2 separate regions of the Homo sapiens genome follow, and region 2 is linked to region 1. The links are chromatin loops, found by intact Hi-C in ENCODE. Cell type or tissue: right lobe of liver. All regions are shown on one strand. Links, peaks and the distances in the headings refer to the core of each region. The heading gives the core; the rest is flanking DNA.

Evidence for each region. Hi-C counts contacts between places; a loop is a spot of excess contacts. Peaks named below come from ENCODE experiments on the same cell type or tissue, not always from the same donor. Only the 100,000 strongest peaks of a DNase experiment are listed, where the experiment ranks them.
Region 2: a loop joins it to region 1, with 3 times the contacts of the local background. A loop is called at or near these places in 1 of 110 quality-filtered maps.

The regions. Positions count from the first base shown.
Region 1 is chr6:43,393,634-43,409,116 of GRCh38, forward strand. LOC105375065 (a long non-coding RNA gene) reads left to right here. Exons shown (of 6, transcript XR_007059585.1): 2 at 3,904-4,093; 3 at 9,308-9,417; 4 at 12,510-12,620. Among named protein-coding and RNA genes, the nearest start is that of ABCC10, 26 kb to the right of the region's middle. In right lobe of liver, for the core only: no CTCF peak of the experiment used is centred there; no DNase peak of the experiment used is centred there.
Region 2 is chr6:43,483,717-43,499,199 of GRCh38, forward strand. It overlaps TJAP1 (tight junction associated protein 1), which reads left to right. Exons shown (of 11, transcript NM_001350562.2): 3 at 14,165-14,261; 4 at 15,262-15,384. The coding sequence starts at 15,286. Among named protein-coding and RNA genes, the nearest start is that of TJAP1, 14 kb to the left of the region's middle. RefSeq lists enhancers at 5,927-6,520, 6,521-7,115 and a silencer at 13,113-13,162. In right lobe of liver, for the core only: no CTCF peak of the experiment used is centred there; a DNase peak (open chromatin) is centred at 7,025; H3K27ac peaks cover 1,023 bases.

The sequences.
Region 1 (15,483 bases), core at 7,608-10,107:
AGAAAGAGAAAGGGGAGGAAACGGCAAATATGGAGGGCCAGAGAGAGAGAGAGAGAGAGAGAAAGTTAAGCTGCTGACCCTGAAGGCAAGGGAGAGCTGGCCATGCATCTGTGTGTGTGGGAGCCATTGGACTAAGCAGCTGAGACAGGGTAGACAGTGTAAGACACTGTGCAGGTGCACTGGTGCCCAGAGAAAAAGAAGAGAGCCAGAGCTGTTCATCTTTGCAGACAGAAAGTGGGGAGCCAGGGTACAGCACGGCTCAGCTCGTGCCCAGAGAGAGAAAGAGGAAGAAACTGAGTATGAGGGAGAAAGGAAACGGGATGACAGAGAGAGAGACAGAAGAAGAAAAATGAGTAAGGGGCTGGGCGCGGTGGCTCACGCCTGTAATCCCAGCATTTTGGGAGGCCGAGACGGGCGGATCACGAGGTCAGGAGATCGAGACCATCCTGGCTAACACGGTGAAACCCCGTCTCTACTAAAAATACAAAAAAATTAGCCAGGTACGGTGGCGGGCACCTGTTGTCCCAGCTACTTGGGAAGCTGAGGCAGGAGAACGGCATGAACCTGGGAGGCGGAGTTTGCAGTGAGCTGAGATCACGCCACTGCACTCCAGCTTGGGCGACAGAGCGAGACTCCATCTCAAAAAAAAAAAAAAAAAGAAAAAGAAAAATGAGTAAGAGAGAGAGAGAAAGACTGGAAAAGCCAGAGATCAAAGAGAGACACAGAAGGTGAGACTTGGGAGAAAAATAATGTAAAAGGAAGAAAGAGTACAAGAAGAAGTGAGAGGATGCCGAGAAGTTGGCTGGGCTGGGGGAAGGTTCTAGAGGCTCAAGCAGCAAGGAGGTGCAGGGAAAGGTTACAGTGCGGCCACTAAGGAAGGACAGAGCTCAGGAACTGGGCGATGCAAGTGAGAAACGGATGTGAAGGAGAGCTTAGGATCAGGTTGCTTGAGGAGTAATGGGTTGCCTACAACAAAGACCAGATGGCAGGCCAGGCACGGTGGCTCATGCCTGCAATCCCAGCACTTTGGGAGGCCGAGGCTGGCAGATCACGAGATCAAGAGACTGAGACCATCTTGGCCAACGTGGTGAAACCTCGTCTTTACTAAAAATACAAAAATTAGCTGGGCGTGGTGGCACATGCCTGTAGTCTCAGCTACTTGGGAGGCTGAGGCAGGAGAATTGCTTGAACCCGGGAGGCGGAGGTTGCAGTGAGCCAAGAAGTCGCCACTGCACTCCACTCCAGCCTGGTGACAGAACAAGACTCCATCTAAAAAAAAAAAAAAAAAACCAGATGGCTGTTTGTCAGGAGGTGGTAGAGAGGATTCAGGTTATGGAAGGGTAAATGGATGAGATGACCATTAAGGTTTTGTTGTTGTTTTACTGAGAGGCTGTAAGTCCACCAGGGGCAGCTGCCAGTAAGTCTGCAGAAGGGCTGGCAGGCTACATAAGGAAGATCAGAACTAGGGTTGTAAACTCAAAGGACTACAGGGCCAGCAAAAGATGAGAAGGAGGGCTGCAGGGCTGGGTGGGGACTGTGGCTAACTGAAGAGGGCACACCGTGTTAAAGGGGCCGCAGTGCTCGGCTGTTCTTACAGTGCTGGCCCTGTGTTGCCAAATTGTCTGCTTTCTCAGAGGCCAGAATTCTGACTTTTTACATGAAATATGATTTTTAAATGCTGGGGATCAGTTCAAAAAACTTAAAAACCCAATACAGGCGAGAGAGGATGCCAGTTTGCAGTCCCTGAAGTAGAGAGAGCTCGTGCTGGGGAGAAGTCGGACAAGATGCTTTGAGGTGGGATGTATGAAAGTTCTGTTTCCGGCTGGGTGTGGTGGCTCATGCCTGTAATCCCAGCACTTTGGGAGGCCGAGGTGGGCGGATCACTTGAGGTCAGGAGACCAGCCTGGCCAACATGGTGAAACCACGTCTTTACTAAAAATACAAAAATTAGCTGGATGGGGCGGCACGTGCCTGTAATCCCAGCTACTCGGGAGGCTGAGGCAGGAGAATCACTTGAACCCGGGAGGCGGAGGTTGCAGTGAGTCAAGATCGCGCCACTGCACTCCAGCCTGGCAACAAAGCTAGACTCCGTCTCAAAAAAAAAAAAAAAGAAAAGAAAGAAAGAAAGTTCTGTTTCCCAGAGCCAGGCTGGGCCAGGGGAGGATTCTTGCAGCTGAGGAGGAGAAAAAGCCCCCTCCCAGAGCGGGACAAACCAGAGACCCTTTGCAGTTGCTGGGTCATCAGCAGGGGTGGCATCAAATAAAAACAGTGCAGCTCTCGGCCTGCCAGGAAGATGGATGGTGCCTTCGAAGCAAAGAAAGAGGAAGGGAGGCCAGAGCCAGGGATGCCTTTGCTAATGAGTGTGCCCATCAGGGAAGGCACCACAGGCTGGCAGCTCTTGGCCCAGAGCCAGACCCAGCAGGGCCTGGCCAAAGGCACCCTGGGAGGCCAGCTGGTCAGGCCTTTGCCTCCCCAAGTTCCTCTGGGGTCAACGGGCCTTGGGGAGGTGCCTAACCTAACTCCAGCCAGTTTTTCATGGAAAGGAGAGGATAATAAGAAGCCATCAGACTGTAACTGTTTAGCTATCATAGAATATCAAACTAAAGTTAGATCAGACCTTAAAGAAACTCCACTACATGATGGAATAAGGCTGTTTGTGGATGGGTCATCCCGAGTGATAGATGGTAAAAGACACGACGGCTATGCTGTCATTAATGGAAACAAACAATCCTATGTGAAAAAGGTAGATTACCCAATAACTGGTCAACCCAAACCTGTGAATTATATGCTCTTAACCAGGCCCTAAAGCTCCTAGAAGGCCAAGAAGGCACTATATACTAATTCCAAATATGCCTGTGGAGTAATACACACTTCTGAAAAAAATCTGGACAAAGCACGGCCTAATAAATAGCACGGGGGGAACGAACTGGTACATGGGGAACTGGTCAAACAAGTTTTAAAAAGCCTCCTGCTTCCCGCAGAGGTAGCCGTAGTTGATGTAAGTGGCCATCAGAAAGGAAACACTATAGAAGCTGTAGGGAACAGGCTTGCCGGTGAAGCTGCTAATCAAGTCTCCTGGAGGAAGAAGTTAGACTGTTTAGCCCAATCCCAGATATCCCTAAGGTGGTATTAAGACCCCAATTTTCTAAAGAGGAGGAGGAAGAACTGGGCAAGATAGGAGCCACTCATACTGAGGATGGAAGGTGGGTGCTCTGTAATGGGAGAGAAATGATAAACAAACCCCTTATGAGACAACTAATGTCCATACTGCATAAGGGAAGTCACTGGGGTCCCCAGGCCATGTGTGATGCAATACTCAAAAATTATGGGTGTATAGGGATTTATACCCTTGCTAAACAAGTGTGTGGGGGTTGTGTAACCTGCCAAAAAATAAACAAAAAGGTAGTTAGAAAACAGAGTACTGGAGGAAGACCTCCTGGGTTAAGGCCATTACAAAGCATTCCTGTATTTAGGCAGAACTACTGACCTTCCTACTATGGAAACCAAAGACCAATTTTTAAGAAATTATAGCCTGTAATCCCAGCACTTTGGGAGGTTGAGGCGGGCAGATCATGAGGTCAGGAGATCAAGACCATCCTGGCTAACACGGTGAAACCCCATCTCTACTAAAAATACAAAAAAAAAAAAAAAATTAGCCAGGCATGGTGGCAGGTGCCTGTAGGCCCAGCTACTCGGGAGGCTGAGGCAGGAGAATGGCATGAACCCAGGAGGCAGAGCTTGCAGTGAGCCGAGATCGCTCCACTGCACTCCAGCCTGGGCAACAGAGCGAGACTCTGTCTTAAAAAAAAAAAAAAAGAAATTACATACCGGCCATATCCTCCACCCTGTCATCCCTTAGGTTAAAAAGACTTCTAACTCAAACCCTGCCTCTTGAATTCACAGGTCACCACTTCCAGCCTGGCGACTTGGTGCTAATTAAGACTTGGAAGGAAGACAATCTCCACCCAAGCTGGGAAGGTTCCTATCAAGTGCTCGTGATCACTGAGACAGCCGTAGGAACAGCTGAACGGGGTGGACACTCACACTCGGGTCAAGAGACTGGTAAAAGAAACCCCAGAAGGAAGGGAAAAAGGTGAATGGGAAGTGTATAGATCACCTAAGGAACCCTTAAAGCTAACTCTAAGGAAAACCTAAAAGGAAGCTATAAGCAGGCTCCGTCCTTGGGGGTGGATATGGTTAGGATTAATCCTAATACAAGGGGTGAAAGAAGACCTAAGTATTGAATAGGGCCCAGTACTAGGGGTGGAAAGTAGGGAATATCCAAACTAATAGTCAACATAACCAAGACCTCCACCCTGCCCCAAACTATAAAATTTAATACCTGCCAAGTCTTACCTTGTGGGAATTTAGGGAACCACAGACAGTTGTCACAAGCAGACAAAGATCTATGTCCTAAAACAGACTGTTATTGGGCCCTCTCAGAAAAGCCCTGTGCTAGCTGGAATCAGGTCTGGTGGACCACTCAATATCAAAGTTGGGTGAGTCATTCTTCCAAAAACAAACCCTTATAGAATAAAATACATTTGTTTAAGGGCCCTACGCCACCTAACTGTAGAAATTTAGAATGCAATCCTATATTAATTACGATAAACAACCCAGCTACTCTTGACCGGGAACCTTGGAGGTAGGTATTAGGAACAGATATCTCAGGAAGCAATCTGGTGGAACGGTTTGCTCTTAGGCTAGTCACCAACTCCACCCCGAGCCCACCCAGGATTACTATAACTCCTGGTCCCGCTACCTCCTTTTTTTTTTTTTTTTTTGAGACGGAATCTCACTGTGTCCCCCAGGCTGTAGTGCAGTGGCGCGATCTCGGCTCACTGCAAGCTCTGCCTCCCGGGTTCAAGCCATTCTCCTGCCTCAGCCTCCCAAGTAGCTGGGACTACAGGTGCCCGCCACCACAGCTGGCTAATTTTTTTTTTTGTATTTTTAGTAGAGACGGGGTTTCACAGTGTTAGCCAGGATGGTTTATCTCCTGACCTCGTGATCCGCCCGCCTCGGCCTCCAAAGGGCTGCGATTACAGGCGCAAGCCACCACACCCGGCCTCCCACTACCTCCTTTAATCCACCAGACAATAACTCTAAGAGAATAAAAATAATTAAGGTAACTGACTTGAGGCAGACTTTAGAAATTGAGACTGAATATGGGGATGTAAATGCCTGTTGAATGGGTCAAATTTTTGGTACTAGCTCCTTTTTTTTTTTTTTTTTTTGAGATGGAGTCTCGCTCTGTTGCCAGGCTGGAGTGCAGTGGCACGATCTCAGCTCACTGCAACCTCCACCTCCTGGGTTCAAGCAATTCTCCTGCCTCAGCCTCCTGAGTAGCTGGGACTACTCAGCTACTCGCACAATGCCACGCCCGGTTAATTTTTTTTTTTTCTGTATTTTAGTAGAGATGGGGTTTCACCATGTTGCCCATGCTGGTCTCAAACTGCTGAATCAGGCAATCCACCTGCCTCAGCCTCCCAAAGTGCTAAGATTACAGGCGTGAACCACCGCACCTGGCCAGTACTAGCTCTTAATAAGACCAACTGTTACGCATGCTGTGCTGGGCAGCCTCAGGCACAGGTGGTTCCATTTCCCTAGGATGGGATACCAATCCCGACGGAATGTGTTGCATGTTGGCTCTATACCAGGACACGAATGCATGGGGAAATAAGACTTACAAAAGTCTATCATTGCTCTTTCCCGCCTTACAGAGATCAGACCCTAGAGCAATCCCCTTGTTCTCCAAAGGGAATATGAACCACTCCTCTTGCCTCTCTAGGCAGGGGGCAGAGTTCAGTAAGCCTGTGGGAAAACTCTCAGCTTGTACCCACATCCTAAACATTACTGGTGAGTCAAATAAAGGCAACTACTCAGCATTTCGTATACCCCAGGCTGATGTCTGGTGGTACTATGGGAAGAGAAACCTCTCTAACTTGTTATTGTCCAATTGGACTGGAACTTGTGCTTTAGTTCAAGTGGCCATTCCCTTCACCCTGGCATTCCATAAGATTCCCGAGAATCCACGTGGCCACTGAAGTTGGAGAGATCTAACAAATTATTTTAACCCCAGCACTTGTATTAACTCAATAGGAGTCCCTAGAGGAGTACCTAATAAATTTAAGAACCAAAGGACACAAACATAAATGTGAAAATGGGACCAATAGGAGTAAAAAGAAAAAGAGGAGGGAATTGAAGGAAATAATGCATACACTGGTCCATTTCCAAGACAAAATGCCTTGAATTGGCTTAGGTGAGCAAACTACAGAAGAAACAGGATATACTAGGCCCCTGCTTGGATAGCCAATGCCTGCTTGTCAGCCTCCCCACCTGCCTTAGTTGTCTTCACCTGAACCAAAGAAGTTTAAGATAAAAATTTACTAGTCTGCAAAATAGCTTACTTTGTCTGTTTTTATCAGTCTGTCCAGCTACTTAGGTCATAAGTCAAATACTTAAAGAGCCCTTGAGCTAACTAGGATTGCAACACATTGTGGGCTGCAATAAAATGCACAAGACAACCCCCGCCCCCCGCCAAAAAAACACCTAAAGCCCCTACCCAACAATCAATAGGCAACATCTGGGAAGACTGTGACCACATAGTACTCAGCCTATGAGGAACTGGGAGAGGGACCTGTGCATGAGGGGATAAATTGCTTGTTGAAACTGTGCTGGGTGTACCTGCCTATCAGACACCCAATCTTGCAAGACTGTCATCAAAAGTCTCACTTTCACTGTTCTCTGGGTCTCTGAGTCCATTCTTTGGGTTTGGATGGGTGAGTTCGTTTCTCACACTTCTTCCTTTCTTCTTTCTTTCTATTGCCCAGGCCAGAGTGCAGTGGTCTGATCATGGCTCACTGCAGCCTCAACCTCCTGGACTCAAGCAGTCCTCTCACCTCAGCCTCCTAAAGTGCTGAGATTATAGGCATGCACCACTGCACCTGGCATATTCTGGCAACTTTCTACTTCCCTTCCCTACACAGGTGGAAACACAGCCAAATCATGTCATGGAATGAGTGATGAATTGATGACATTGGATTGTGTCTTCGTGATGATTAATAGGGGCAAATGTCCCCAATATTTTTGAGAGATTCCTCTATGTTTTTACTTTAGTTTTCTCTATAATTTCCTATGATTGGCTTCTACCTCCACACTTGAGTAAAATTGCTCTTGGTGAGGTCACAGAACACCACTTTCTATCCAAATACTTCCACTCTCCCTAGAACCCTCCAAAGCACTTAGCACCTTACCTTTCCCTCCTCAAAAACTCCTCCCAGGCTTCCTCAAGGCTCTTTCCACTGCCCTGGGCCACTCCTTGATCTCTTGTCTAACCATCCCTCTTCCTTTTCCTGCCCTCTAGATTTGGCCAACTGCAGTAGACATTTCTTTTTTGGGAGATAGGGGTGGAGGCTGCTCAGCCCATGAGAATTTCCCACTTTAAGAATCTTATAGGCCAGGCGTGGTGGCTCACGCCTGTAACCCCAGCACTTTGGGAGACCGAGGCATGTGGATCACCTGAGGTCAGGAGTTTGAGACAAGCCTGGCCAACATGGCGAAACCCTGTCTCTACTAAATATACAAAACATTAGCTGCTCATGGTGGCGGGTGCCTGTAATCCCAGCTACTTCCGGGAGGCTGAGGCAGGAGAATCGCTTGAACCCAGGAGGCAGAGGTTGCAGTGAGCCGAGATCATGCCATTGCACTCCAGCCTGGGCAACAAGAGTGAAACTCCGTCTCAAAAAAAAAAAAAAAAAAAGAAAAGAAAAAGACAAAAAGAATTGTATATAGGCCAGGCACGGTGGCTCACGCCTGTAATCCCAGCACTTTGGGATACCTAGGTGGGGGGATCACTTAAGGCCAGGAGTTCAAGACCAGATGGGCCAACATGGTGAAACCCCATCTCTACTAAAAATACAAAAAATTAGCCGGGCGGGGTAACACGCGCCTGTAATCCCAAGTGTTTAGGAGGCTGAGGCTGAGACACGAAAGTCACTTGAACCCAGGAGGCAGAGATTGCAATGAGCCAAGATCACACCACTGCACTCCAGCCTGGGTGACAGATCGAGACTCTGTCTCAAAAACACAAACAAACAAAAAAGACCCCAAGAATCTTATATGAAGCAGATCCTACTTATCACTAGAGATGCTGAAAACACCAGATCCGTGCTTTCCCAGCCTCCTTTGCGGCCAGAGCTGGCACTGTCCTAGGCTGGGCCAGTCAGATGCAGCTATCCTAGCCTTGACTCTGGAGTTACTAACGAAAATAAGCAGAGTTAAGGGAAGGGTGTTCCTGGTGACAGCAACTTCCAATTTTCATGCAGCTCTAGCAGCAGTGCCAAGCTCAGGTCCCTGGCCTGATGGTGTCAGTGATGTGAGATGTGGCATATAGTGGACAGCAGACTCTTCACCAAACACTATCTTTTGGAGTAGTTTTGGCTGTGGTTATATCTGTTTAGGCTCTGAGCCTGGTTCTCCAGGTTTCCCAGTGTTTCTGTGAACTGCTCTGTAGCTTAAATTATTCAGAATCTATTTCCGTTGCTTGCAACTGAGAACTAGCAAATACAGCATTTCAGAAAGCTGTCCTCAGTTCTCTTTCCCTATACCACCTAAAATCACACCAATCTCTATATTTTCTAAACTTGTATTGCATTATTAAAGAATCCATGCAAGTTAGTGCATTATCATTTACTATCTCATACTTTTTCATTTTCATATGTTTATTTATAGTCCCTCTTATATCTATAAATGATGTCTCTCCAACAATACCACGAATCATGAAAGAAATTAAAATGTCATATCGGGCGGGGTGCGGTGGCTCACACCTGTAATACCAGCATTTTGGGAGGCCAAAGCGGGCAGATCATTTGAGGTCAGGAGTTCGAGACCAGCCTGGACAACATGGTGAAACCCTGTCTCTACTAAAAATACAAAAAATGAGCTGGGCCTAGTGGCAGGCACCTGTAATTCCAGCTGCTTGGGGAGGCTGAGGCAGAAGAATCACTTGAACCTGGGAGGCGGAGGTTGCAGTGAGCCGAGATAGCGCCACTGCACTCCAGCCTGGGCAACAGAGGGCAACTCTGTCTCAAAAAAGAAAAAAAAAGTCATATCAAATATATGTTTAAAATCATGAGAAACTCAAGGCATACTTTTAAAAAACCCCAAAAAGATGCTTTTTGGTATCACAGTATTTAATATTTATTTTTTCCTTCATCAATTTTTTTCAATATTTTGATGCCTACTGAGTGCCAAGTACTGCAAAATTGATGAGGATAGAGACGAATAAGACATGTCTCTGATTTTTCAGAAACTTTGCTCTGGTGGAGGAAACAAACATGGACACATTGTGAGAGTTCCAGGAAGTGGCCACTTGGAGGTGGTATCAAAGTGCTGTGGGAATCCACTTGGGATTGCTGGGTATGTCACTGTCAAGGGGAGGGAGCTGAGTTTCAGCTTGATCCTTCAAGACAGGCACTCAAGTGTGGAAAGGGATGGGCCATGGGCATGTTTCCATAGGACCAGAGATAGACCTAGGTTCAAATCCTGACTCAAACTACTTATTAGCTTTATGATAATGAGAAAGTTACTTACACTCTCTGAGCTTCAGTTTCCTTATCTGTGAAATGGAGATGATAACATTTACATATATTGCTAGTTTATTGTGAATACTTTAAAAGAAGTAATTGTATTAGTCCATTTTTTGCTGCTGTGAATACATACACGAGACTGGGTAATTTATAAAGGAAAGAGGTTTAATTGACTCAATTCAGCATGGCTGGGGAGGTCTCAGGAAACTTACTATCATGGCAGAAAGGGAAGCAAACGTGTCCTTCTTCACATGGCAGCAGGGAGAAGAAGAATGAGTGAAAAGGGAAAAGCCCCTTTTAAAACCATCATATCTCGTGAGAACTCACTATCATGAGAACAGCATGGAGGTAACTACCCCCACGATTCAATTACCTCCCACTGGGTCCCTCCCACGACAGGTGGGGATTATGGAAACTACAAGATGAGATTTGGGTGGGGATACAGCCAAACCATATCAATAATATATAAAGAATCAAGCCCTCCATAAATAGTTATTAGTAGTACTATTATTGTTCCAGGTCCCATCCTCCAGGAAACCTTTCTTGATTGCTCTCAATGATCTCTCTCCTCTGAATTCCAGGAAAAGCCATTGCGCTGATTGCTTGGCTTTATTACACAGTGCTTTGTACTATTGATATTGTGAGTTTGAATCTCAGTTCATAAACTTATACATGCCCAAAACATCTAATTTCTTCATATTCTGGAAATCAAATTAACTTCAACCTTTAGTCTCTATCCCATCAAAATGGCTGTCAATTCAACTTAGGGGGACTTCCCTGAATTGTGCCAACGTTCTGCGACTCCTGCAGTGATATGGCATTAGAGGAGCCTCCTAGTCTACTGTCCATCCAGGTTACCATTTAATGCCCCAGCCCTCATCACCTTGATTCGTGTCTCTGCTTCATAGCCTGCCATGCCTAGGGAATCTTTGAGGCTGGGAGAATAAGGTTAAGGATGCAGCATCTCTGGGGTCTGACATGGCCATTCACCCTGGAGTCCAGCCACATCACTGGTGTTTTTTCATCTGAAAAATGGTATAATAATAATAGTAAGAGTTATTAAGCAACTAATATATTCCAGGCAATTTGCTAGATCTTTTGAATACGTTGTCTCATTTAATCTTCCCACCCACTCTGTGAAAGAGACTCTGTTATTACTTTCAGGAACTTTGCTCTGGTGGAGGAGACAAACATGGACACATTGTGATAGTACCAGGAGCTGGCCACTTGGAGGTGGGATCTATTATTAACCACATTTAGGACTCTTCAAGCTCAAAAACTTGCCCAAGATCACATAGTTACAGAGTAGCAGAGGCAAGATTTTAATCGTTGTCTCCAAAGTTTGGTTGGTTAACCACCATGCTCTATACCCAGTTTGCAGGGTAGTTCTAAAGATTAGAGCTAATGTGTGAAAGTGCCAAGAACAGTATTGGACACATAATAGGCACTCAATTAGGTACAGATATTGTTGTTATTTTTCAAAAGTGGTATTTCTAGCTGCTGCTATGAGCTTGCCCAGTTTCCCACTGCAGGGCTGTTGGGAGAATAGGTGGGAACAAGGAAGCTTTTTATAGGTTGGCCCAGTTTCCCCTATTAATGAGTCCATTTATTCATTCATTCAACAAATAATTTATTGAGTAATTACTATGTGTCAGGCACTGTTCTATGCACTGGGAAAATGACAATGAGCAAAAATAATAAAATCCCTGCTCTCATGGAACTTATAGCCTAGCGGAGGAGGGGACAGACACTAAACAAATAAAAAGTAGATAGATGATGTCTCAAATGGTAATATGCATTTTGAAAAAATTAATCTGATAGGGGGTTAGAGAGTGATAGATGGAGATATACATCTATTTATATAAGGCGGACAGGGAAGACCTCTCTGATAAAGTGAACTTTGGGCAGAGACCTGAAGGAAGTGAGGAATTGAACCATGCAGATATCTGGGGATGTGGGTGACAGGCAGAGAGAAAGATTCTGAGGTGGCACAGACCCTTGGTATGTTTGAAGAGCAGTGGAAGCCTAGGGAATGAGTATAAACAGAAAAAAAGTGGGTTGGTGTCTTAGATCAGAATCCCTAGAAGCAGAACTGAGATAGGGATTCGAGTGTATGTGATCTTTGAGGGAGTGCTGTCAGGAGAAAACGAGTGAGGGAAACAGAATAGGACAGGAGAAAGAGCTAGGCAAAGATATGGTCTTTAGTTTGATCCTGTGAGAACTCTGGAGCATGAATTATTCCACAAAGCTGGTTCTACCAAGGCAAGGAATTGGCCTTTTTTACTTGACCTCGTTTAGTCATTAGTCATTAGTCATTAGTCATTAGTCAATGACAGGTCTGCGGGGCAGTGGAGAGCAGTAGTTAATCTCTCAGGCAAAGCAGATCCACTTTGTGGAGAGCAATTCTCCAGAGGAGAAGGAAATGATGACCCATTAGTAGCCAACACTCACAGGAGCTGAGGAATGGGTACAACTAGCCCTGTAAAGGAGATCTAAGTAGGACAACAGCATCCATTACAGATGGGAAATGAACCCTAAGAGGCTCTAACACTTTGAGGTTGAGAGGATAAAGAGAAAGAAAACTGAGAAGCAACCAATGAGGTAGGAAGAGAACCAAGAATATGTGGTATCCAGAAAGTCAAGAAATAAAATTATATCAAGAATGATGGAGTATTGAGGAAAGAGAGGGGGAAGGGAGCAATTAACTGAGTCATATAATCACTCTGTTAGCCTCCAAGATGGCCCCCCAATGACTCTTGCTTCATGGTACACATGTCCCCATGTAATCTCTTTCTACTTTGAATCAGACTAACTTGTGTAACCAGTAAGATATTCCGAAAATAATGGAGTGCAACTTATGAGACCAGATCATAAAAGATATTTCAACTTCTGCTTTGTTCTCTTTGAAATCCCTTCTCCCAGAGGAGAAGCCAGTTGCCATATTGTGAGGATGCTCAAGCAACCTTATGAAGAGGTCTACATGGTGAAGAACTAAGGCCTACTATCAAAAACAAACACTAATTTGCCAGACATGTGAGTGAGTATATTGGAAGTGGATCCTCCAACCTTCTAAGACTTGACATGACTACAACCCCTGCCAACACCTTGAATGAAACTTCATAAGAGAACCTAATCCAGAATCACATAGCTAAGCTATTCCTGGATTTCTGACCCATAGAAACTATGAGATAATTGCTTCTTGTTTCGAGTCACTAAATTTGAGGGTAATTGTTACATAGCAACAGATAACCAATACAATGATAAGTGAAGAGTAAGGCCTGAGAAATGACCGTTTAATTTAATATGAAAGTCACTGACTACTTTGAAAAGAGCAGTTTCAGCAGAGCGATGTGGGCAAAAGCCTAATTAAAATGTGCTCACAGATAATGAGAGAAGAGAAAGTGGAGACAGATAACTGACCATTCTTTCCATAAGTTTTGCTGTAGGCCGGGCGCTGTGGCTCATGCCTGTAATCCCAGCACTTTGGGAGGCCGAGGCGGGCATATCACCTGAGGTCAGGAGTTTGAGACCAGCCTAGTCAACATGGTGAAACCCCGTCTCTACTAAAAATACAAAAATTAGCCAGGCATGGTGGTGCATGCCTGTAATCCCAGCTACCAGGAGACTGAGGCAGGAGAATCGCTTGAACCCAAGAGGCAGAGGTTGCAGTGAGCCAAGATTGTACCACTGCACTCCAGCCTGGGCAACAGAGCGACTCCATCTCAAAAAAAAATTTTTTTTTTTTGCTCTAAAGAGAAGCAGAGACTTGGGACAGTAGCTGAAGGGGGAAGGGCATTGAGAAAGTTTTTTGCTTTTGTTTTACTTTTAAAATGGAAGACAAGGTCGGGTGCGGTGGCTCACACCTATAATCTTAGCACTTTGGGAGGCCAAGGCAGGCGGATCCCTTGAGCCCAGGAGTTCAAGACCAGCCTGGGCATGGAGAAACCCCATCTCTACAAAAAAATACAAAAGTTAGCCAGGCTTGGTGGTGTGCACCTGTAGTCCCGGCTACTCAGGAGGCTAAATTGGGAGGATCGCTTGAACTTGGGAGGTTGAGGCTTCCGTGAGCCGAGATCATGCCACTGCACTCCAGCCTGGGTGACAAAGTAAGACCCTGTCTCAAAAAAAAAAAAAGATGGAAGATAGTATAGCCTGACATATATGCTGATGGGAATGAGCCGAGAGAGAGACAAATTTCAGATAAAGGGATGAATGGCTGCCAAGCCTAATGTCCTTGAGTAGTTGAGAGAAGAGATCTAGTAGCCAAGTCAAAGAGTTGACCTTGGGAGCACAGACTGTTCAAGGAGGGCAGGGAGAATGTGTAAGCATAGATACTATCAGTGGGTAGATGTGCCTGAATCTTCTCTGAAGGTTAGGAAGCCATGTCATCAGTAGAGAAGGAGAAGGGCAGAAGGTGTAGGAGGTTGGAGAAGATGTGGAACAGTCATTCAGGACAGCAGGCTGAGGTATAAGGCAACTTTCCAAGAAGTTTACAGCCTGGATTTTTTTTTTTTTTTTAGACGGAATCTTTCTTTGTTGCCCAGGCTGGAGTGCAGTGGCATGATCTTGGCTCACTGCAACCTCCACCTCCCAGGTTCAAGCAATTCTCCTGCCTCAGCCTCCCAAGTAGCTGGGACTACAGGTGCGCACCACCATGCCTGACTAATTTTTGTATTTTTTTAGTAAAGACGGGGCTTTACCATGTTGGCCAGGCTGGTCTTGAACTCCTGACCTTGTGATCCACCTACCTTGGCCTCCCAAAGTGCTGGGATTACAGGCGTGAGCCACCGTGCCCGGCCCAGCCTGGATATTTTTAAGAAAATAAGTAACCAAATACTCAGTTTCCATGTGCTCCTTTCTCAAAATTGTTCTATTTTCCTAAAATAGAAATGCCACCTACCCTTCCTCAGTTGCCCTTCTTCTACTTTACAGAAGTCACATTTCCCAGGCAGCCCAAATCTTACCATACTAAGCCAGTATAAGAGGGTGTTCATGCTTCCTAACTCTGGAGCCAGACTGTGTCGAATTGCATCTATTCAGTTCTGCTATTGACCAGCTGTGGTAGCCAGTCTCCACGATGGTTTCCAATGTCCTTGCCTCTGGATATTCACACCTTTGAGTTGTCCCCTACCTCACTGAATCACAGCTAGTCTGTGTCATTAATGTGTGACTTCTCAGGCTAGAACATAAAGGGCATTTCAGCCCTCACCTTGCTGTCTTGGATTGCTTACTATTGAGTAACCTAACCACCATGTCATAAAGACACTCAAGCAGCCCTTATGGAGAGGCTCATATAGAAGAGAACTAAGACTTTCCACTAACAACCAACACTCACTTACCCAGCATGTGACTGAGCCACCTTAGAAATAGATCCTTCAGTGCGGGGCATGGTGGCTCACACCTGTAAACTCAGCACCTTGGGAAGCCGGGGCGGGCAGATCACTTGAGTCCAGGAATTCAAGACAAACCTGGGCAACATGGTGAAACCCCATCTCTACAAAATACAAAAATTAACCGGGTGTGGTGGCTCATCCCTGCAATCCCAGCACTTGGGGAGGCTGGGAGGATCACCTGAGCACAGAGGTTCAAGACCAGCCTGGGAAACATAGGGAGATGCCATCTCTACCAAAAAAAAAAAAAAAAAAAAAATTTAGCCAGGCATGATGGCATACACCTGTGGTCCTAGCTACTTGGGAGACTGAGGTAGGAGGATCACTTTGAGCCCAGGAGGTCAAGGCTGCAAGTGAGCCGTGATTGCACCACTGCACTCCAGTTTGGGTGACAGAGCAAGACCTTGTCTCAAATAATAATAATAATAATAACAAAGAAAAAAATACAAGCTACAAACTAAAAGAAAATATTTGCAAGAAAATACCTGATATCCACATATCAGATC
Region 2 (15,483 bases), core at 5,848-8,347, 88 kb after region 1:
TTGGGCAAGTTCCTTAACCAGTAGGATTCTTGGTCTCATCTTGGTCTCTAAAATGAGGTTGGCTGGGTGTAGTAGCTCACTCCTGAAATCCCAGCACTTTGGAAGGCTGAGGCAGGAGGATCACTTGAGGCCAAGAGTTTGAAGCCAGACTGACTGAGCAACATAATGAGACTTTGTCTCTACAAAAGACATTCAAAACTTAGCTGGGTATGGTGGCTTGTGCCTGTGGTCCTAACCCTCAGGAGGAGGCTGAGGTGGGAGGATAACTTGAACCCAGGAGTTTGAGGCTGCAGTGAGCTATGATTGCACCATTGCACTCCAGAATGGGTGACAGAGCCAGACCCAATCTCTAAAAAAATTAAAAACAAAAAAAAAAATAAAATATGGGTGACATCTTTTTTGCAGGAGTAATGAGTTCATAGCATATAGCATGGTGCCTGGCATATAAAAGACACTTGGGGCTGGGCACGGTGGCTCATGCCTGTCAATCCCAGCACTTTGGGAGGCTGAGGTGGGTGGATCACCTGAGGTCAGGAGTTCGAGACCAGCCTGGCCAACATGGTGAAGCCCTGTCTCTACCAAAAATACAAAAATTAGCCGGGCATGGTGGCAGGCACCTGTAATCCCAGCTACTCAGGAGGCTGAGGCAGGAGAATCGCTTGAACCCGGGAGGTGGAGGTTACAGTGAGCTGAGATCATGCCACTGTACTCCATCCTGGGGCACAAGAGCGAGACTTCATCTCAAAAAAATATATAAATAAATAAAGGACACTTGGTAAATATTTGTTGAATGAATAAATTTCCCATTTTGGAGCTCTGCAAATAGGAAAAGGCTTTGTTCTATTAAATCTAAAATAAGCCTTTTGATTTCTGCCTGGTAGCCAGGAGCATTTTGAGGTGGGAGTAAAACGGAGTCTCCTTTCTTGTGAGGAAGCAGTAAAAAAGGTGAGATTAGGAGCATCATCAATGAGCAGCCTGTGCAGAGATTGTTGGTGTTTCTCCCCATCTCTGTTTGTTTGTTTTTCCCAAGACGGAGTCTTGCTCTGTCATCCAGGCTGGAGTGCAGTGGCACGATCTCAGCTCACTGCAACCTCCACCTCCCGGGTTCAGGCAATTCTCCTGCCTCGGCCTCCTGAGTAGCTGGGATTACAGGTGCCTGCCACTGTGCCTGGCTAATTTTTTTGTATTTTTAGTGGAGGCGGGGTTTTACCAAGTTGGCCAGGCTGGTCTTGAACTCCTGGCCTCAGGTGATCCACCCACCTGGGCCTCCCAAAGTGCCAGGATTACAGGCGTGAGCCACCACGCCCAGCCTCCCCATCTCTTGTTTTGTGATGACTCCTTTGATGATCGTGATATGCTGGCCTTCTCCAGTTCTGGTGAGGTTGGTGGTGGTGGATTCGTAATGTAATTAAGGCTGGGGATAGACAGAAAGCTGCTCACAGTGGATGACTGGATGGAGAGTTTCAATATCCATGTTTCCCCATATTTTATGGATTGAAAAATGGGTGAATCTGATGGAACACATCCAGGCATTGAGGAAGCCAGACTTCTTGGCCCCACTTTTCTTAGGGCTTTAATGGTCTTCCTGTGCCACAGAACAGGCTTAACTTGGATGCTTCCCACAAGTGGGGCTGATAGCTGCATCATGATCCATTCTTTGCTTTTTTGTTTCTAGTGTAGTTGATGGGGGTAGTCCTTAGAGCCCCAATTGCTAACAAACACCAAATGAATTTCTTTCCAGAATTAAGTGTATAATGCCAGGGATACTCCAGTGCGAGTTTACAATCAGATGAGGAAGATATGTCTGAGTTCTCTGGATGGCAGCCTTGTCTGGTCCTTAAACCCTTGTCCCAGCTAGGTACCTCTCCTCTGTGCTCTCAAAGCACTCAACCACACTGTACTGGAAGTGACTGTTAACCTGTCTCTCTCCCACTAGGAGTAAGATCTTCTGTCTCTGAAGCTTCTTAGGGGCAAGCTTTTTTACTGAAGGCCAAGCATTTAGGCACTATAGAGTAAGTGCTGAGCAATGTTGGTTACTGTGTGACCCAACTCAGTCCTTCCTCAGTGGGATTAAAGAAGATGGAATCTATCTGGCAAAACCTTTTGCACCCTCAGGAAGGAAGGTCCTGCATAAACAAAAGGTGATAGTGTTAACAATAGCATTACTAATTATTTTCCAGGATTGCATTCATGTGGTTAAATCATCTTCCAGGTGCTTGGCTTCAGCTGTCTCCCTTTTAGCCTTTTTATGTTTTTTTTTTTTTTCTTTTTTTGAGACAGAGTCTTGCTCTGTTGCTCAGGGTGGAGTGCAGTGGCGCGATCTTGGCTCACTGCAACCTCCGCCTCCTGGGTTCAAGCAATGCTCAGCCTCCCGAGTAGCTGGGACTACAGGCATGTGCCACCACGCGCAGCTAACTTTTGTATTTTTAGTAGAGACGGGGTTTCGCCATTTTGGCCAGGCTAGTCTGGAACTCCTGACCTCAGGTGATCCGCCCACCTCGGTCTCCCAAAGTGCAGGGATTACAGACGTGAACCACCATGCTCGGCCAGACGGTTTATGTTCTAATAACACATCCCTAAGCAATCAGAAAGGGGGTTAAAGGAGGAGGTGAGTACGTACCAGTAGCTTTCCAGTAGCTTTTTTTTTTTTTTTTTTTGAGATGGAGTCTTGCTCTGTCGCCCAGTTGGGAGTGCAGCGGCGCGATCCCTGCTCACTGCAACCTCTGCCTCCTGGGTTTAAGCAATTCTCCTGTCCCAGCCTCCCGAGTAGCTGGGACTACAGGTGCCTGCCACCATGCCCGGCTAATTTTTGTGTTTTTAGTAGAGATGGGGTTTCACCTTGTTGGTCAGGCTGGTCTCAAACTCCTGACCTCAGGTGATCCACCGGCCTCAGCCTCCCAAAGTGCTGGGATTACAGGTGTTAGCCACCATGCCCGGCTCCAGTAGCTATTTTTTTTTGCCTAATTAGCATCCCTAGAAAGGTCTTTGGCTGCTGGCTGCTCCTTTGTAATTCTCTATGCTGCCCTTTCTATTGCCCACTGTAACCTGCTTGCTTTTCTGGTCCTATCTCTAGTCCCATCTAGGCGTACTCAGTGCTCACAGCCAGAGCTTAATACAACCTTGTTAATGCCCAGATAAATCAAAAGGATGAAACCAATAGCTAAAAATGGACTGAAGGAGTTTTCCCTGGGTTCTCTCCCTTGTCCCTGGGTGTGAGAATGTGCATTGCGTTGTGGCATATCTTTGCAGATGGCAACTTGCGGGAAGTAATAAACTGCGTTTTATGTTAAGCAGAGAGGGGGTTGAGTGAGCCAGCCAGACTGGATTGTGTTGGATATCTTAGGCTTCAAGGGGACTAAGTCTCCTTGACTGGTCCTGAGTAGAAGGGTGGGACCTCTTCTTTGTTAGTTACTATCTTGTGCCAATTGTGTGCTAGGTGACATTTAGAATTTATAAAGGACATGGCCCCTCTTTGTGAGAAGCTTCTGTGCTGTGGTGGGGAACTCAATACCATCCCTTGAGAGGAGGATCCGCCTACGGAGAAGCCATCCTAGACCCCAAAACCCTGGACTTCTACTCAGCTAACCAATAGGATAAAACTCTGCTTATCATTTTGGGTACCAAGCGGTGGTTGGCCTCTTTATACCTTCACAGGTAGCCCAAGTAGGGAACTGAATCTCAGAAGTCTTTGAGGGTCTTGATATTAGGGCAGAATTGTCCTGGTATTCCTGTGGCTTCCTGGAAAAGAGCTTTCCAGGCTTTGCACTGGTATTGGAGACAGGGGAACTGGGTTATGTCCCACTTCTGCTTGTGGTCTTGGGCAAATCACTTGTGCTTTCTGACCCTCACAATGGGAGAGCTCCCTATTCTTTGTGCCTCACTGGACCATAAGCATCAAAGGAAATATCATGGAAGGGAAAGAGCTTCTGGGATGATAAAGCACAGTGTAGATGCAGGGTTTTTGTCTGTTTGCCTAGGAACTGTTGGTTTCACCATAAACATACATCCCTTGTGTAAAATGCTAACCATACAGAAAAGTATACAAAATAAAAAGTAAGAAGATCCTCCCTTTCTTCTCCCATTGTTCCTGCCTAACTTGTTTCCCCAAAGATAGGGAACCACTGTTCGCCATTTATCTTGTACCCTTCTAGTAGTTTTTTTTTTTTTTTTGAGATGGAGTTTCGCTCTTGTCACCCAGGCTGGAGTGCAATGGTGCCATCTCGGCTCACTGCAACCTCCACCTCCCAGGTTCAAGCGATTCTCCTGCCTCAGCCTCCCGAGTAGCTGGGATTATAGGCGCCAGCCAACACGCCCAGCTAATTTTTTGTATTTTTAGTAGAGACGGGGGTTTCACCATGTTGGCCAGGCTGGTCTTGAATTCCTGACCTCAGGTGATCCGCCTGCCTCAGCTTCCCAAAGTGCTGGGATTACAGGCATGAGCCACTGCACCTGGCCTCTAATAGCTTTTTTTATACGTCTAGACATTCCTCACCAAAACTCAATATTAATACAGACTCTTCTTCAGCTTTCTTTGTTGACTTAAGTGACCAAGGAGTGGAATGGTCCCTGTTGGAGCCGCTGAGGAGCCTGGTTACAGCCTCCTTCCCAGTCGAGTGAGTTCCTCTGGGGCTGGCTCCCTGGGAGGGATGGAGAAGTTTTACTAGAGGGTCTTGCCACAGCAGGCACCCTGGCTGTCTCTGAGGGACATTTTTTTATTCTGAGATGAAATTGGCAGGAGTGTCCTTGAGTGGGAATCAGGATGGATATAACAGCGATGTGGGCATTGGCACTCCCATCTCACCTGTGTCTCTCCCCTTCACTCATTTCATTTTTGCCTTGGAAAAGAGAAAAATTATCTGATTTCTCAAATCCTATATTAGTGCAGTGAGAGTCCCTGATTTCTGAAACCTTGAATTAGCCATGTCACTTGCTGCTCTTTTAAAAGCACACCAGACCCAGTTGGTGTTTTTGTTTTCTTGTGGGTGAGGATTCTGAAGGTCACCTGTCAGTGGCTGTGCTCAGTCTAGAGCAGGGGTCAGGGCCTGTCGGAAGAGTTGTTGTCTTTTTTTTCTAGACAGTTGTCTCATCTTCATAGTCAGGCCTTGGCCTATTTGAGCTCTTGGGCTGTAGTCAGAGCAACATGGGGAGCCCAGTGTGTAGGCAATTATTGGAAGTGTTTCCTGTCTGCGTGAATCTTGATCCTAGGCTTGGGAAAAGGCCAGGCCCACCTCTGTGGCCAGGGTGGTGACTCTTCCCTTTTTGCCCTGAGTCATCAGAGAGCCTGCAGGGCTTCCTAGAACAGGAGAGAGGACCCCTCTCTTGTCTTTTCCCTGCCAACATCTTACCCTCTGCTAAGCATCAGTGGGTGTGGATATATGTGTTGCAGTCCTGTCCTCCCGCCCCAGGGGACACATCTTGTGGGGTCTCTGGAATGCCACTGCTTTTGCCTCATTTGCCTTGCAGTCTGTGAGCTAGAGGTGTCACTTCCCCCAGGGTGGTCTGGAGGCTTCATGGAAGAGTTGTTTCTGCCGTTGATGGGAGAGCTTCTTGCTCTGTTGCTCGTGTTGCTTGTTCTGAGAGGGGAGAATAGTCCCTGTTGCTCCTCTGGGGCTGGTTCCCTGGGAAGTGCCACCCCTGGCCAGGCGGCAGTGTGCAGCCCGTGCTGTTGACTGGCCCAGCTGTAGGCCAGGCACACACTGCCCCATTGTACTGTGCTTTCCGACGCAGCCCTTGTCATAGCCTCTAATCCTTGGGCTGCTTCTCTCCCAGCCCCTCAGAGCCTGTGGGAGGTGGTGGGATGGACTCTGCTGGCACTGGTGCGGGATGGGTTGCAGCTGCAGCTGTGGGTGGCTTTGTTCTTACAGCCTAGCTTTCAGAGTCCTGGTGCAGCCTGGCAGCAGTGTTTGGGGAACAGGCGAGATAGAGGAGCTGAGCCCCTTCTCCAACAGCCGTCCTCTCTTTCTGTTGACCAACCAGAGAGGCTTTTTGCCTGAGGTCAGCAAGCTGGCCTCCCTGGTTGGCAGGGGGAGTGCTTGGCTTCCATCTGGCATGGTTTCCGGATGGGAGAAAGCCCCTGAGGGTCTGGTGGTAAGTCTGCGATGCTTCCCATCAGGAGAGTGCAGTGTGCAGTGTGTCCCCTTGGGCATCCTGCAGCTTGCCATTCCTCTGCTTTCTCTCTGCAGCTCCGGAGTTGGGCTGCTCACAAACCAAGCTGTCTGTTTATATGGAGTGCCTGGAGGGCATCTGCCATGAGTCTGTCGCTAACTGCACTAACCAGGAGAGCTGGCTGGTTGGGGAGAAGACACTAACCCTGTGAGTCTGACCTCAGCCAGCTAACCTGCCCTGGGGTGCCACCAGCAGGGCCTCTGTCCTCCATCCTTCCCCGCAGCCTGGCTGCCTCCCTCCTTAGCTTATATCACGCCATCTCCTCTGCTCTCTTGTTCTTACTACTGCGTCCCTCTATTTTCCCAGTCTCCCTTTGCTGTGGGTGGGGATGTGCCCCCTTCACGGCCACCTGCCCATCACCAGCCTGCTGCTGGGCTCCACTGACCACCCCCCACCGTCACCCTTCCCCGAGTCAGCAGCGTGCTCTTCACTTCTCCCTTCATACAGAATTGGTTCGAGTTTCTGTTGAATCTGTGCTTTTAGCACAGAGTTTGAGAAGATCCCTCAATTACCATGCTGCTGCTGCTTCTCATGCCTCAGAGACAGATGAACTAGAGTGGGAAGGGACTTTTCTCCTAGATCAGATCATTTCCTCCCTTTATCAAGAAGGGAAGGTTGGATAGTGTCCCTGTTACTCTCACCCTAGGATAAGAAGTTAGGATCAGCTGCAAGGTTCTCTTTAGGATTGGGGAGGTAGAGGAAAACCTTGACCTGGTTCTGGGGAATTCCCTGGGCAGAAAAGTGAAGCTACTTAAACTGAATGCTGGGGCCCCAAACCAGGGACCCATGTGAGATGTCACTCCCATTGGTGACCGTTGCTCTGGGAGGTGAAGTTTGTCCCCCCCACCTCTTTTCACATCCGGAGTTTCTGGTGGACTTTAGCCATGAAAAGCTGGGAAGGGTGCCTCAGTAGAGTGGGGGCAGGACCTGGCTTCGGATTCCACACTGGGCTCAGAAAAAGTCCTGGCCTCAGACTGGGAGATGGGTGCGTGCAGCCTGGCTTGGAGAAGCTCCCACGCAGTCCCTTCTCCCTCCAGGCTTGGGAAGGAGAGGCGGGTCTGGAGATCATGAGAAAGTTGATTGCCTGTTGTTTCCTGGTGTTCCACACAGGTCACTCTAGATAGACTGTGGCTTCGGCTTCCGGAGGCAGTGTGGTGCTAGGGAGGCTGGACAGGGGGAGCTTGAGAACAGAAGGCTGCCTAAGTGGATTCTGTTCCCCTTGGGCTGGGTGAGAGAAGGCAGCAGCCTACCAGCACTGGGTGGGAGCTTGTAAATGGGAGAGGGTGTGTTATGGGCCCGGAGCGAGGAGGATAGCACTCCTGAGCGGGATGATGATTTCTCGGAGGTTGATAGATTAAGAGACCAAAGTTGGTGGGGGATATCCATGTTGACCAGAAATATCTGTTTGTTTTTTTGGGTTTTTTTTGAGACAGAGTTTCGCTCTTGTTGCCCAGGCTGGAGTGCAATGGCACGATCTCGGCTTTCTGCAACCTCCGCCTCCCAGGTTTAAGCGATTCTCTTACCTCAGCCTCCCGAGTAGCTGGGATTACAGGCATGCGCCACCACGCCCGGCTCATTTTGTATTTTTAGTAGAGACGGGGTTTCTCCATGTTAGTCAGGCTGGTCTCGAACTCCCGACCTCAGGTGATCTGCCCGCCTTGGCCTCCCAAAGTGTTGGGATTACAGGTATGAGCCACTGTGCCTGGCCCGATGAGAAATATCTTGATGAAAATGCACTACGTCCAATAAATGAATATATGTACTATGCAATATTAAGGATTTATAGTACTGATCAATATCCATGTGGAAATGAATTTTATTATATGATTAATAATAGTGAATGTATGATAGTTGATTAAGGAATAAACAATACCTATTTATATGCATGTGGATTGAGCTTATAATGTATTATATATGAGTGTACTATGTACAAATAAACATTTATAGTACTATATATTATTCATGGGGACTAGCAGTAATGCAGAGATGTTTAGGGACCCCAAATGGGGAGTTAACAAGCTGGAGGCTTTCTTGACTTGGCTCTGACCAGGAAAGCAAAAGGGCCTGGAGTTGAGGCCTGGTTGAGGGCCGGTCCTTCACTTTGGCCTTTCTTAGGAGAGGGCATGGGGTCTAATGTCAAATGCAGGCTATGACCTTGGGGATTTCTTGCCCTCTTTTTTTGCAGGGAGGGGTTGGTTTGCCTGGCTCTTTAGCCCCTTGTTCCTGTGAAGTGTTTGTCTGGATGTGAGGCCAGGTGGATAGACTTGGAAGTGTTTGCTCATGTGGGAGCCAGATGAGCTCTCACAGGTCACCAGCACTGTTCTGAGTCCTCAGGATTGCTTTGGGGCAGAATAATTCCCACTCTTTTTGGCTTTCAAAACCCTGTCAATCTGTTTGGTTTAGAGTAGGCAGGGGGCCAGGTCAGGGCTGCAGGCAACTTGTCCCAAGAGGGTGAGGTTGTACTTGCCCAGAGGGGTGGCGGGCATAGCTGTTGGAGGGGCAGCAGGGCTGGTCTGGGCACAGACTGACATCTTCTAGCCTTGTCTTCAGCCCAGAGCAGAACCTCTGCCCAGTCCCCACCCTATGAGCTGTTGGCTGCCTGCCTGCCACGCGCCCGGGATTGCTGAAGGCTTTACTCATGTATCTCAGGAACAGCTGCATGCCGGAAACTGGGGGCTGGTGGCAAGCAGGAGGGGTACCCCGGAGACGATGTGGGCGAGGCCGAACCCAGTTTTGGTGGGATCAGCCCACTGCTCTGGGGGACTGCTATTCATGGGGAGTCAGTGGGAGAGGGGCTGTATTAATGGTGCAAGGAGTGGGGATCTTCATGAGCAATCCCCAGGACCAAGGCCAGGTCACCTGGTTCCAGGGCTTACGCTTGCAGGGTGACCATTTGTGTTCCTTAGACATCAGTTGGGGGCAGAGACTGGATTTCAGAGGCTTGAGAAGCGGCCAGACTTGTGTGGCGGGAGTGTAGCTGACCCCCACTGGGGCACAGCTTCCCACAGGCTTGCAGACTTCAGAGACTCCACATCCAGCACTTACAGCTCAGGACAGTTCCTGAGGGGGAGGCCCCAGTCCCTGTGTGATCAGACATTTGTGTTTTAGTGGTTGATGAGGGGCTTTAGGAAGGGCTTGTATTTATTATTATTTATTTATACCCTGCTGGGTTCCAAGGGAATTAAGGTGGCATACAACACAGCTGGTGTATTCTGAAACGGCTGGGTGTTCCTTTCATTTTAAAAGCAGTAGCGATTACTAACTTCCGTTTGACTTTGCTTGGTTGAATTATGAAGAAGAGCTTGGATGATTTTCATGGTAATGTGTGGGCCCTTCCTGATTCAGAAGGTTGTGTTCATTGACTCCTTAAGGTCTCTCACTTGCTTGATTCATTGACAGCTGAGAGCAGAAAGGCTTCGTAGTAGGTTCAGAAATTATCTGAACCCAGATAAACTGATGGGGCCACAATTACCTGAAGTAGGTATTGGTGATGTGGAGAGTAGGGAGGTAGTTGCTCTCTAGGGCAAGCTAGCTGCTCCAGGATCAGGAGAGTTGTGGAGTGAGGTAGTAGTGCAGAACGTGGGGAGCTGGAGATGTTTGGTGGGGAAGGCTGAAGTTGGAAAAGCCAAAGAACCATATCCAGTCTGGATTCCTGTCTCCCTCTCCTGGGCTGGTGTTGAAGGGATGGCCTCAGCCTCAGCTGGGAGAAGGATGGATGCTTGAACCTCCTTTCCTCTTCTGCATCTCTGACTTTGCCTGAGCTTTAGGCAGAACCCCGGAAAGGATGGCAGAAGGGAAGTGGGACGGCATCTTTGGCTCTTGGGCTGGAAACTTTTTGCTGTTGCTCCTATGGGTGCTTGCTGGGAACGGTAAGATAGTATATTGGGGAGCAGCAGGATTCTGAAGAGATTTCTCTCTCATACCACTCTGTCTCTAGCAACAGCAATCTTCCACCACGGTGGAAGCCCCTGATCAAATATGCGTACCCACAAAAGGGAGCAGGTATAAGTCCCACCTCCTGGTTAAAGAGTGATGCTTGGCAAATTTTTTTCCTTTTATTAAAGGACACTGCTCAGCCAGCTTCTGGTACAGATCATGCCTTACACCTATTCTGTCTACACTCTGCTCAGCTGTTCAGAGGGTTCACAGTGCAGCTCTGCTGTGCGTGCCGAGTCCCATTTCTAATGAAAGTAGACTTTGTTCTCTGAAGGCAGCTAATCATGCCCCATGGGCTGTAATCAGGGAGAAGGTATTTAATACAGGGCAGGCGGCAACAGGCGGCCTGCACCGACTGGCAAATTGCAACATGGCAATTAGGAAGCTATCACCCCTCTCTCCACCCCAGCAGATATGAAGTAGAGTCTTTCCTTTGAACTGATTTTTGAGTAAGCAAAGAATGAATGCTATGCAGAGCATGGCAGAAGCTGGGGTTGGATGGGGTAGGATGCAGCAGGGGCAGGGAGGGTTGAGGAGAGTCCCTTTTCCTTCTCACTTCACCTTCATGGGATGGGGAAGGGTTGCTGCTACTCTGGGTGTCTCCCTCAACACTGCCTGCAGGTCCAGCCCAAGAAGCCCCAGGCCACGCTAGGTCAGCGAGAGGTTTTAACCTAGGCCTCAACCTTTCTCCCAGGGCATAGCTGTTCTTACAGAACAGACCCAGCACGTTATCTGGTAGTCCAACATCCTGAGTCATCTGCCCTCAGTTCCTCAAGGCTTAGGTTTAGTTTGGGGTGGGGGTGGGAGTGGGATTCTTCCTTGTTGATTTCCTTTTTTTTTTTTTTTTTTTTTGAGACGGAGTCTCTGTCTCCCAGGCTGGAGTGTAGTGGCGCGATCTGGACTCACTGCAATCTCCACCTCCTGGGTTCAATTTTTGTAGAGACAGGGTTTCACCATGTTGGCCAGGCAGCTCTCGAACTCCTGACCTCAAGTGATCCGCCTGCCTTGGCCTCCCACAGTGCTGGGATTACAGGCGTGAGCCACCATGTTGGGCCAGCTCTGTTGATTTCCTGATCTTCCTCCAGAAGACCATTTTCTGGGAGGTGCCCTGGAGCCAGCTCAGCATCCAGAGGCCAGGAGGCCCCAGAGGCTGTCCTTGGCTGCCGCTTGCTCATCATGGGCCATGGCCCATTCTGAGCTGTCCAGCTGCTCTCCTTAGGGACCTTTTCTTCCCCACATGGGATTGGGAGTCCTCCTTGGGCTGAAACACTCCAAGGCAACTTGGGAAACCTTTGGGTGAAGGAGATGTGGCCAGGGGAGGCTGCACCTGGTAGCTGGGTCTTCCTGGAGGGACCACTCTGATGCCATCTGCCTCACCCCTTTACCTTCTCCCAGCTTGCAGGCCAAGTGTCCCGATGCTTCTCTCTTTGTTATCCACTGCACCATGCATCACTGTCCTCCTTGGGTCTGTCCGGACTTTCCCTGCACACCTTCCTTGCCTCCAGTCAAGGACTGTGGGCTGCCAGGCCCGTTGTATTCCTGTTCATTGCTGGAACTGTGGGCCCCTAATGGGCTGGATCTGGGGCACTCAGCAGATTTCAGAAGTTGGAGCTAGGGCCTGGGTGTTGGGCACACCCTGTGTTTATGGACACAGGGCAGGAAGTGGTTGGTACACATCTCCCTCGCAGCCTGGTGTTGAGGAACACCATGGGCCCCCTGGTGGATTGTCTTCCCAGTGGGCATTGCCTTCTGCTTCCTTAGTTGGGAGTGGTTTCCCATACCTGTAACTCTGACATGCGTGGAAAGAATAGGCTCTGGCAGAGAGAATAACCTCCCATCACAACCACCCCCATCCCCAGAGAGTCTGTCTGCATTTACTGCCTGTCCCACTGCCAGCTACCTTCTCAGGATACTCCTTGCCTAGCAAGCCAGATCGCCTCTGGCCATGGAAGCCCTGGGGATAAATACATGCTGTAGGGCCAGGGAGTGGGGCTTGAGGTCAGGGTGAGGCAGGAGGAGCTAGAGGATGTGTGGCAACTAGAGCCAGGGCTGCAGGGTGTGGAGTGAAGCAGCCTTCCCTACAGGATTGCTGGACACCCAAGTGCGTTTGTGTCCTCCCTGCCTGCCTGCCGTTCATGCAGGTGTTTCGGTACCAAGAGGACAGCACAGGCCTTGCCAGGAATAGGGACAAGGGAGTACAGAGGAATAGAGGAGGGGCACACAAAGGGGCCTGCAGAGAGAAAGGGCTTCCTGAGATGACTGGGGAGCACATGGGGGAAGGGAGCTGGGACCTGGACCCTCTGTAGAGAAGGGGAAAGGCAGAGACCAACTCTCTGAGCTGCCCCTTTACTTTGTAGAAGCTCTTGACTGCTCGCATCTCTCACTCTTCCATCTCTGGCCATACCCTGTTTTCCAACTCACGCACCCCACACATTTACCCTCTGAGTATCAGAATCCACATACCCAGGTGGGTTTAGGACTTTCTAGGCCTCTCCCTCAGGCCATAGGAGCACCCACCCCGGGCTCCTCTGGAGGGGCAGCCCCAAGGAACCTGTTGGGGTAACTTGTTTGCTCCCCACACCCCGGGAATGTGCCGTCCTTTCAGGCCCGCCCACCCGGATTCCTGTGCAGGGAGTCAGCCGACACAGCATGTTGCATGTGCCCTGTGGGGACACGTTCTGCCTCCTGTCAGGGGGAGGAGGCTGGCGGCCGTGCCTGTGCTGCCGCACCTCAGCTCCCCACCGAACCCCAAACCAGGGCCCAGGCTGTCCAGACAGAGGAGGGAGACCACTCCTGCTTCCCCACCCTCCCTACCCTCTCACCATTCTCCCTGCCCCGGGCCCTGTTGGAATGTGACAGGAGTCATGGCCAGGGCATGTCCCGACAGTGGGAACACATGCTTTAGCCCGCAAGGCTTCCCTCAACCTCCAGCTCTGTTTAGGTTGATGGGGGCGGGAAGAGATTGTTTTTTCTGCCCAGAAGGCCACCTGAGGTTACTGCCTGATCACTGGTGGCTGCTGCCCCCGTGCTGCAACCCAGCTAATTACAGGTGGGGGCCAGGGAGGGGTGTGCACCCATCTCTGAACCTCAGGAGGCCGGAGGGGCTCTCACAGGTCACTCAGTCCAGCCACCTCTGTGTAGATAAGGAACTGAGCTATCCAGTGAGGAAGGGCATTACACAGGGCCCCACAGTGTCAGTGCTGAGCCTGGAGCCCAGGTGTCTCCAACTCCCCCGACTGGGGTTTTCTTCACGAGTGTTCCTCAGCCTTGGCACTCTGGATATTTTCTATTGGGAATCATTTGTGGTGGGAGTTGCCCTATGGTTGTGGGATGACCAAAGCATCCCCGGCTTCTACCCACTAGGTGCCAGTGGCACTCCTTCCCTCCAGGTTTCGACAACCAAAAATGTCTCCAGACACTTGCCAGACGTCCCTGGGGAAGGAGAGTGGGCGCCAGACGTCCCTGGGGAAGGAGGGTGGACAGAGTTGCCTGGTTGAGAGCTACTGCTCTGTGTTGCTCCCTTTTCAGATTTCTTCTCCTAGCCCTATGCCTCCTCATTGCAAAGGCCGGTGACCATCATTATACACCAAATAGCCTTGGGCCTCCTTCTGGAAATGCTAGGTGCTCTCTTTCCATCATTTTCTCTATCTTCTTGGATCTCTGTGAGGCTTTTTCCTGGTGTTCTCATTTGTAACCCATGTTCCCCAAATCTCTTAGTTGTTTCCAAACTCTGAGAGGCTTGGGAGATGAGGACCGATGTGGAGTAGGGACAGGACGGAACCGGACCTATTCCAGAATTGGGCAATGTGCTGAGACCATGAACACACAGACACATGTATCTCATCTGGGCCTGTGACAGTACTGTCATGGAGAAAGGCAGGAACCCAGTGCTTCCAGTCATCTGCCTCCAGCCGCTTTCCCCTCAGGCCCTCTGTTTCATGGCCTTCCTGCCGTGGTTCTCCCTGGGGGGCCTTCCAGGTCCCAGACTGGGCAGCAGGCCTGTAGCACTGACAGACAGGCGGCTGACACCTGGTTTCCACTTTCTTCCCTTCTCTGGTTTCAGGAGCTGTGGCTAAAGGAAGTGGAGGGGCCGTGGGATGCGGAGAGCCGAGGGCTAACTCCCGGACAGCGGAACAGAGAGAGCTGCCGACAAACAGACGGTATGTCCCTGATGAGGCCTGTGCCCTCAGCCTGGCTCTCTTCTGGGGAGGGGCAGGTGAGGGGGCAGCCAAGTGTTCTCTCTCGGCGGGGGCTGGTGAAAAGAGTGGTGGAGGCCACAGGGGTTTGGTCATCAGTGGCTGAGGCCAGAGAGCTCTCTTGGGCCTTGAGACTCCCACTGGGGATCCTGGATTGTATCCCCAAACTCACATTTTTGGTTATGATTTTTTTTAAACTAACATTTATTCAACATTTCCTAAGTGTTTTACATCATCTTCCCAACAACCCTATGAATTGGTGCTATTCTTAACTGGAATCAGTAGCTCACACCTATAATCCCAGCACTTTGGAAGGCCAAGACAGAGGGATTGCTTGAGCTTGAGAGTTTGAGCCTGGGCAACAAAGTGAGACGCTGTGTACAAAAAATAGCCAGGTGCAGTGGCACATGCTTGTGGTCCGAGCTACACAGAAGGCTGAGGCAGGAGGATTACTTGAGCCCAGGAGGTCGAGGCTGCAGTGAGCCAAGATTGCGCCACTACACTCCAGCCTGGGCAACAGAGCAAGACCCTGTCTCAAAAAAGAAAAGAAAAAAAGAAATTGATGCTGTTTTATCGCTAATTTAGAGTTGAGAAAACTAATGCATAGAGAGCAGTTTTACCTTCTGAGGCCTTCAGAGCCCACAAAGGAGAGTGGTAAGGAGGGTGGTGGGCTGCTTTGAAGCTCCCTGTCCCACTCTTAGAACCTAGGTGTTCAGGCCCTAGGCCCTGCCTTTCCCACCCATCTGTTCCCCGTTGGACCCATGCCCCACCCTCCAGCACTCCTTTGACCTATGGGGACTGACACACCTAAGTCCTGCCCCTCTAGTGACTCCAGTAATGGCCCAGGCCTGTCAGCCTATGTGGTGGCCTCAACATATGTCCCCTTTCACCATCTTTGTTTTTTCTCAGTCCAGAGTCCTTCTGGCCACATCTCTGAGCCTGCCTCCTTCTTGCTTCTCAGCAGGCGGAGGAGCCGTCACCTCCCAGAATGACTAGTGCCGCCCCTGCTAAGAAACCCTACCGTAAGGCACCACCAGAGCATCGGGAGCTGCGTTTGGAAATTCCTGGATCCCGGCTTGAGCAGGAGGTCAGCAAGACTGGTATCACAGCCTGACCGGCAGAGGCAAGGCCCCTGAGGCTGGGTGTCTGGCTGACTTCTCCTGCCTGAGCTTCTGGTCCTGAGTTG